2 separate regions of the Homo sapiens genome follow, and region 1 is linked to region 2. Evidence: read pairs that join two places in POLR2A ChIA-PET (ENCODE). Cell type or tissue: Panc1. All regions are shown on one strand. Each heading gives the region's core, and the rest is flanking DNA. Links, peaks and the distances in the headings are about the cores only.

What was found. Peaks named below come from ENCODE experiments on the same cell type or tissue, not always from the same donor. Only the 100,000 strongest peaks of a DNase experiment are listed, where the experiment ranks them.
Region 1: POLR2A ChIA-PET joins it to region 2 with 11 read pairs; 2 of 35 experiments call an interaction of 5 or more read pairs at or near these places.

Annotation. Positions count from the first base shown.
Region 1 is chr1:24,523,881-24,526,797 of GRCh38, reverse strand. All of the region lies in intron 2 of RCAN3 (RCAN family member 3), which reads right to left. Among named protein-coding and RNA genes, the nearest start is that of RCAN3, 23 kb to the right of the region's middle. In Panc1, for the core only: no CTCF peak of the experiment used is centred there; no DNase peak of the experiment used is centred there.
Region 2 is chr1:24,825,679-24,828,595 of GRCh38, reverse strand. It overlaps CLIC4 (chloride intracellular channel 4), which reads right to left. Exons shown (of 6, transcript NM_013943.3): 4 at 1,480-1,586. Among named protein-coding and RNA genes, the nearest start is that of CLIC4, 82 kb to the right of the region's middle. In Panc1, for the core only: no CTCF peak of the experiment used is centred there; no DNase peak of the experiment used is centred there; H3K27ac peaks cover 249 bases.

The DNA of each region.
Region 1 (2,917 bases), core at 313-2,812, 300 kb after region 2:
TTAAATGTATTTTAAACATTAAGAAAATACTAAAATTCCTATGTGAGATAGTTAAGAAATATTAACATTGAACACAATGGAAATTAAGGAAGAACTAATTAAGAAAGAATAGCTTATAAAATATTAGTACTTTGTAATTCTGTACATTAAACATTTTCCTTGCCCAAGGGAAAAGGCTCATGTATTATCCCTAGCCCCCCACAACGAATTCTTCCTAGTACCAACGCATCGTATGACAGAAGCTATCTTGCAAACAGTTACTTGATAATCATATCCTTCTTCCCATTTCCCTTCAAGATAATTTTTTTTTCAAATTCCAGAAATACACTGTAACTGAATGTAACATGCAGATGACAGCAATGGGTTATACGGCGCTCTCTCTCTCTCTCTTCCAAAATCCAATACCTGTGATAGGATTAAGAATTATAACAAAATGGCCAGGCACAGTGGCCCATTCATCCTAGCACTGTGGGATGCCAGGAACTTGAGACCAGCCTGGACAACACTGCAAGACCCCATCTCTACAAACAATTAAATAATTAGCCAGGCATGGTGGCATACGCTTGTAGTCTTATCTACTCGGTTGGCTAAGGTGGGAAGATTGCTTGAACCCAGGAGTTCGAGGCCGCAGTGAGCCACAATCTCACCACTGTACTCCAGCCTGGGCAACAGAGTGAGACCCTGTCTCTCTCTCTTAAAAAGAATTATACAAAAATGAAGCCATGCAAGAACCGATTAGCAAGCTTTTACTGAGTTTTGTGTTCTTTCTCTCTCCTCCACACCCATTTTCCCCTTGAAGTAGCATAAATATGGTTATGAAATACGTGAATTCTAGCTGTGAGGTGCTTTGGAAGCATGAAGAATTAACTTGGAGGCAAAACCATCAGTTTCCTATTTGTGAAAAATGGTTACGAGCCCTCAGCTGGTAGCTTTGCCCTTCTGTGAGTCCACAGACATCCCCATGTAGATTCCTGAGGCTGCCCCTGATAACCCGGCATTAGCACGAAAGGGATTTAGAAGATTGCAGACGGCAGGGGAAGGACATAATCTATGAAAATGGACTGAAAATGACTTGCGATAAACAGGAAGGATCTGCAGCTGTTCATTCAAAAACCAAATGACTATTTTTCTCCTTAGAATTATTTCAGAAATAGCTCACTTTTAGAAATTTCTGAATTCTCTAATGATATAAAATTAACATCATCCTGTTGGGTGATGGCCGCATATTTATTTGAGAAAAGATAATGGGGATTCCATTAAAATAAAAATCATCATTAACCACTTAACTTTTTCTGTAGTCACTTAGTATCCCCCTCTGGCAGCACAACGTCTACAGGCATAACACAAACAATGCAGCCTAAAAACCAATGCCTGAGGCTTTTTCCTATGATGTAAGTAGGTTTTCCACAAAATACAGACCAGAAGCTGCCTTCATATGCTAAGATCACCTGTGCAGTTAGTCAGTCATCAAAATGACAGTACATACCTTGTACCTAAAATAGCTAAGAACAACACATAACCATCAACCTTCTTGGGAACTTAAGAAAGAGTGCTTGACAGCTGGATAATAGGCATCAGTAAAGGAGAAAAGTGGAAAAGGCCATATGGGAAGGTCAGTTTCAAGGAGCAACAGATGAGGATGGCAGCCAAGTGTGTATTTCCTGACCTTTCTGGATCCACCATGGCTCCACTCTGTTGCCCCATCCCAATTCGGAGAAGGCAAGGTTTAGCTGTTTCACTGAAGAACAAACTGGGAACATGATTTTGCCACACACCTTTGCTTTGGACTGAAAAAAAAATGAGGAGCCCACCACTTCTATTAAACATTAAAGAGTGGGAGGACGGGAGACTGATGCACGAGAATTGCTTGAACCTGGGAGGCGGAGGTTGCAGAGAGCTGTGATTGTGCCACTGCACTCCAGCCTGGGGAACAGAGCGAGACCCTGTCTCAAAAAAAAAAAAAAAAAAACAAAAGAAAACAAAATAAACAGAGTAGGAGGAACGATTTTACTCTTGAGAAGGAATGGCTTGATCCATTCAGCAGTGAAATTATCTTTAGCATCCTAAGGCAAGAGATTTATATTCTACGTCTTTCTGTAAATCTGATCTAGAAAATTCCATTTCTCCAGTGTCCAGAGCCTGCAGGTCCACTAATATCAAAGGCAAGGCCTCCATTTCTGCCTGGGGGTAGGCAAAGTGCTTTTGGTTCTCATCAATCACCACTGACTAAAACAGCCAGAGAGATGGACTTTACTAAACAGAAAAAAGTGCACATACAGCTAGACATGGTGAATTTAAAAACTTTACTTTGATAATCTGAGTACTTGTAAAATTCTGGGACCTACAGTCAAAAGTGCTAGAGGGGAGCAGAATATATGAAAAATGCAAAAACCTTTGATAACCTTTATTATTTATGTTGCCATCATCATTTTTCCAGATCAGAAAGAAACCTGTAACTGAATTAAAATTCAAGAAAATATGGAATGCTAGCTATTCAAGATGGATTTTTATGTTTTAATGGCTACTGTATTTATAAACACAAACTCTGACTTATTGGAACTCCTTATTTTTTATCTTTTTTTCTCAGTCTCTCAGGCTGGAGTGAAGTGGCGCGATCTTGGCTCTCTGCAACCTCTGCCTCCCAGGTTCAAGCGATTCTCCTGCCTCAGCCTCCCAAGTAGCTGGGATTACAGGCGTGCACCACCACTATGCCCAACTCACTTTTGTATTTTTAGTACAGATGGGGTTTTGCTATGTTGGCCAGGCTGGTCTCGAACTCCTGACCTCAGGGTGATCCACCCACCTCGGCCTCCCAAAGTGCTGGGATTACAGGCCTGTGCCACCACGCCTGGCCAATATATAAAATTTTAAATGATGTAAAATACTATTTATTTCATTAGTGTTTTAGCATACAGTT
Region 2 (2,917 bases), core at 310-2,809:
CCAAAAAACCACATGGAAAAATAAAAACATAACTGTAACTAAGATTGTTCAAAGAAGTATGCAGCAGGGGCATCTAAGTATAAAAGGGTAGTTTTATGAAAAGAACAGTTAGCTCGCATGAAGCGCAGAACAGAAAAGACACTGTCTGTGGAAAGGAGGGGCTCCAACATAACCACTTGCTTAATGTATAAATTGCTTAGACAGAAACATTAGTCAGGAAAAAAAAAAGCCAATTACTAAAGAAAATTGCTTCCAAACCATGGCAGCTACTGGAATACATTATTAACAGATACAAGCCAGACCTGAGCACTAACATTTTTCCCTTTTTTCCCTTCACTGTAGAAAAACATTTCATGTAGTTAAGTATTATTCCAAAAATCAAGAGCAAAAGACATTGGAATCCAATACTAAATTTTAAAATTGCAGCATTTTATAATAATAGTACTGAAATAACATAAGGAAATTAGCAAGTATTTCACTTTTTAAAAAGATATTCATTCTTGTTTAACCAGCACTGATATTTTCCCCTTTGGTATTCTTGTTCATTTGCTGACATAAACTTCTTCTCAAAAGAATCCCACTCAAGCTAGGAAACTATCTGGAACTATGATAAATATTTTTAGAAGCTAGCATTTTTGGTTATTGGGTTACTTTCAAATAAACACTAATGTGTGCTACACAGTTTTCCCCAGAGAGAACTCTGCTTAACATCCCGAAGAGAAAAGGAAATTACTAAATGCTGTAGTTAAGACAAGGTTCACTGAATGGAACCTCTTCCAAAGAGACCTCCCTACACTATACATTCATTTGGTGAATAAAATAATAAAAATAGTGTCCTTTAATAAATAAAAGAAAATTGCATCTGTACTACCTAAACAACTCTTACCGCGAAAACATGACTTGAAAATGAAATTCCAGCTTGAAGATGCAGAGAAATTTGGAAGGATAGTATGTCTAATTACCCTCTTAAAGCAACTCCAAACATTGCTCAAGGGTAATTAGCAAAAACAACAACAACAAAAACAAAACAAAGCAAAAAAAAAAAAAAAAAAACCTCAGACTGACTCTAGGCTGCAGGCACTCAACAATAAACATTTAGTTACAGTTTAAATTAAGCTCAACCAATCTATGCTAAACCACCACAACCACACAATCCACTGTTTCTGATGCACCATTAATTCTTTGCCTAGCTCCCTTCACAGTAACTTCTCAAAATAAGATGAAATAAACTTCATTCAAGAAGCATTTTATCACACACTTACTATATACTGTGCTACTAGCTAGAAACATGGAAAAATAGCAACATAGGGACTTATTCCAGTTTATTGTCCAATTTCTGACCAACTCTGAAAGACAGTTTTTATTACTTATGGGAATGGCTGGACTCTAAAGTACTCATTTATAATCACTGTCATAATAACAGCCTGTTGTTGTTTGGGGTTTTTTGTTGCAATGTTAATTCAAGTTTTTGTTTTTTACCTTCATTAGCCTCTGGCCTTGAATTCTTGATATATGCAGAGAATTTGGCAAAGATGTCCATTCCAGCAGTATTTGATTCTGGGTGTTTTGGTGAAAGCTTTAAGTACCTAAATAGAAAAAGTGATATGGATTATAGATCCTTCAAAGATGAATTAGCATAAGTTCTCTCAAACCACCATGCTAGCAGTTACTAGACGTCTTTTAATAGTTATTACTATAAGAAATACCATCATTTGTTTTCTATGGTATTTTTAAAAACTGTTTTTTCCTTACGAGACAAAGCTCTGCACTATGTTTTTGTTCACATATTAATATTCTTGGCAACCACAGGGCATGTGCACTCCACCTCCATCTGATAAATTAGAATGCTGGGGAAACAGTTGACTTGTTCAGAGATTTCTGCCAGGCCAATGGGAGTCTTGGAATGAGATTGCTAGAGCAGTGCTGTCCAAGAGAACTTTCTGTGATGATGGAAATGTTCTCTATCTTCATTGTCCAGTACAGTAGCCACTAGTGCCATGTACCTATTTGAATATGAATTTAAATTAATCACAAACAAAATTAAAAATTCACTTCCTCAGTTGCACTAGTCACATTTCAAGTGCTCAGTAGTCACCAGACAGCACAGCTCACGCGCCTTCTCAAACAGCAGTGCCAACCAGATCCTTAGTATGTCCTGCACTAAACCAGCCAGAGAACCCCAACGGCAGGAAAAGCGCCTAGGCTGGTCAAGCATCATGATCACCCATAGCAGGTTAAGGACAAAAACAAAAGGAGGCGGATCAATCGCTTGAAACCTACACCTGGGATTTCCCAAAACCTCCCTTATATTACACATTCCCTAGAATATTTATGAGGGTAGCACCGAACAACAACAAAATGAGATGTCAGAAAGCACACTGACAAGTGTTCTATTGTGTTGTCAAATTTTTCTACTTTTAGAACAGATGTAATACACCAGCTTTCTAAAACACACACAAAAATGTATATTTCACTGTTTAGATTTAAAACACACATACTCTGTGTATATTTCTTCTTCAAACTGGAAAATATATGAAAAAGCTCAATTATTCATCTTCCCTTTAGGAGGACTCATGTCAGCCCCAGGAGTCAGGGCTAGAAGAATTCAGATTCTTAGCCCCATTTTAGGGAAGATTAATCAGCTTGAAGGTCCTGCAAAACGTCACTAGAAAATGGACTTGGGAGCAATAAGACTTTAGAAAAAACCTTACAGTGTACTAATTATTTCAACTCATTTATTTGAAGACATTGTCTTGCCAGCTTTCTTTAAAAACGAAGGGGAAGTAGTTTTCAAAATTCAGTTCAGTTGCAAGTTGTGTTTCAGCTTTTATATTCATGTATCTTCTGTTTACTATTTTGAATTCAGGAAGAGATATATCTTCTAAATATTGGGCAGAGTACTATATTGGTAAGGAAG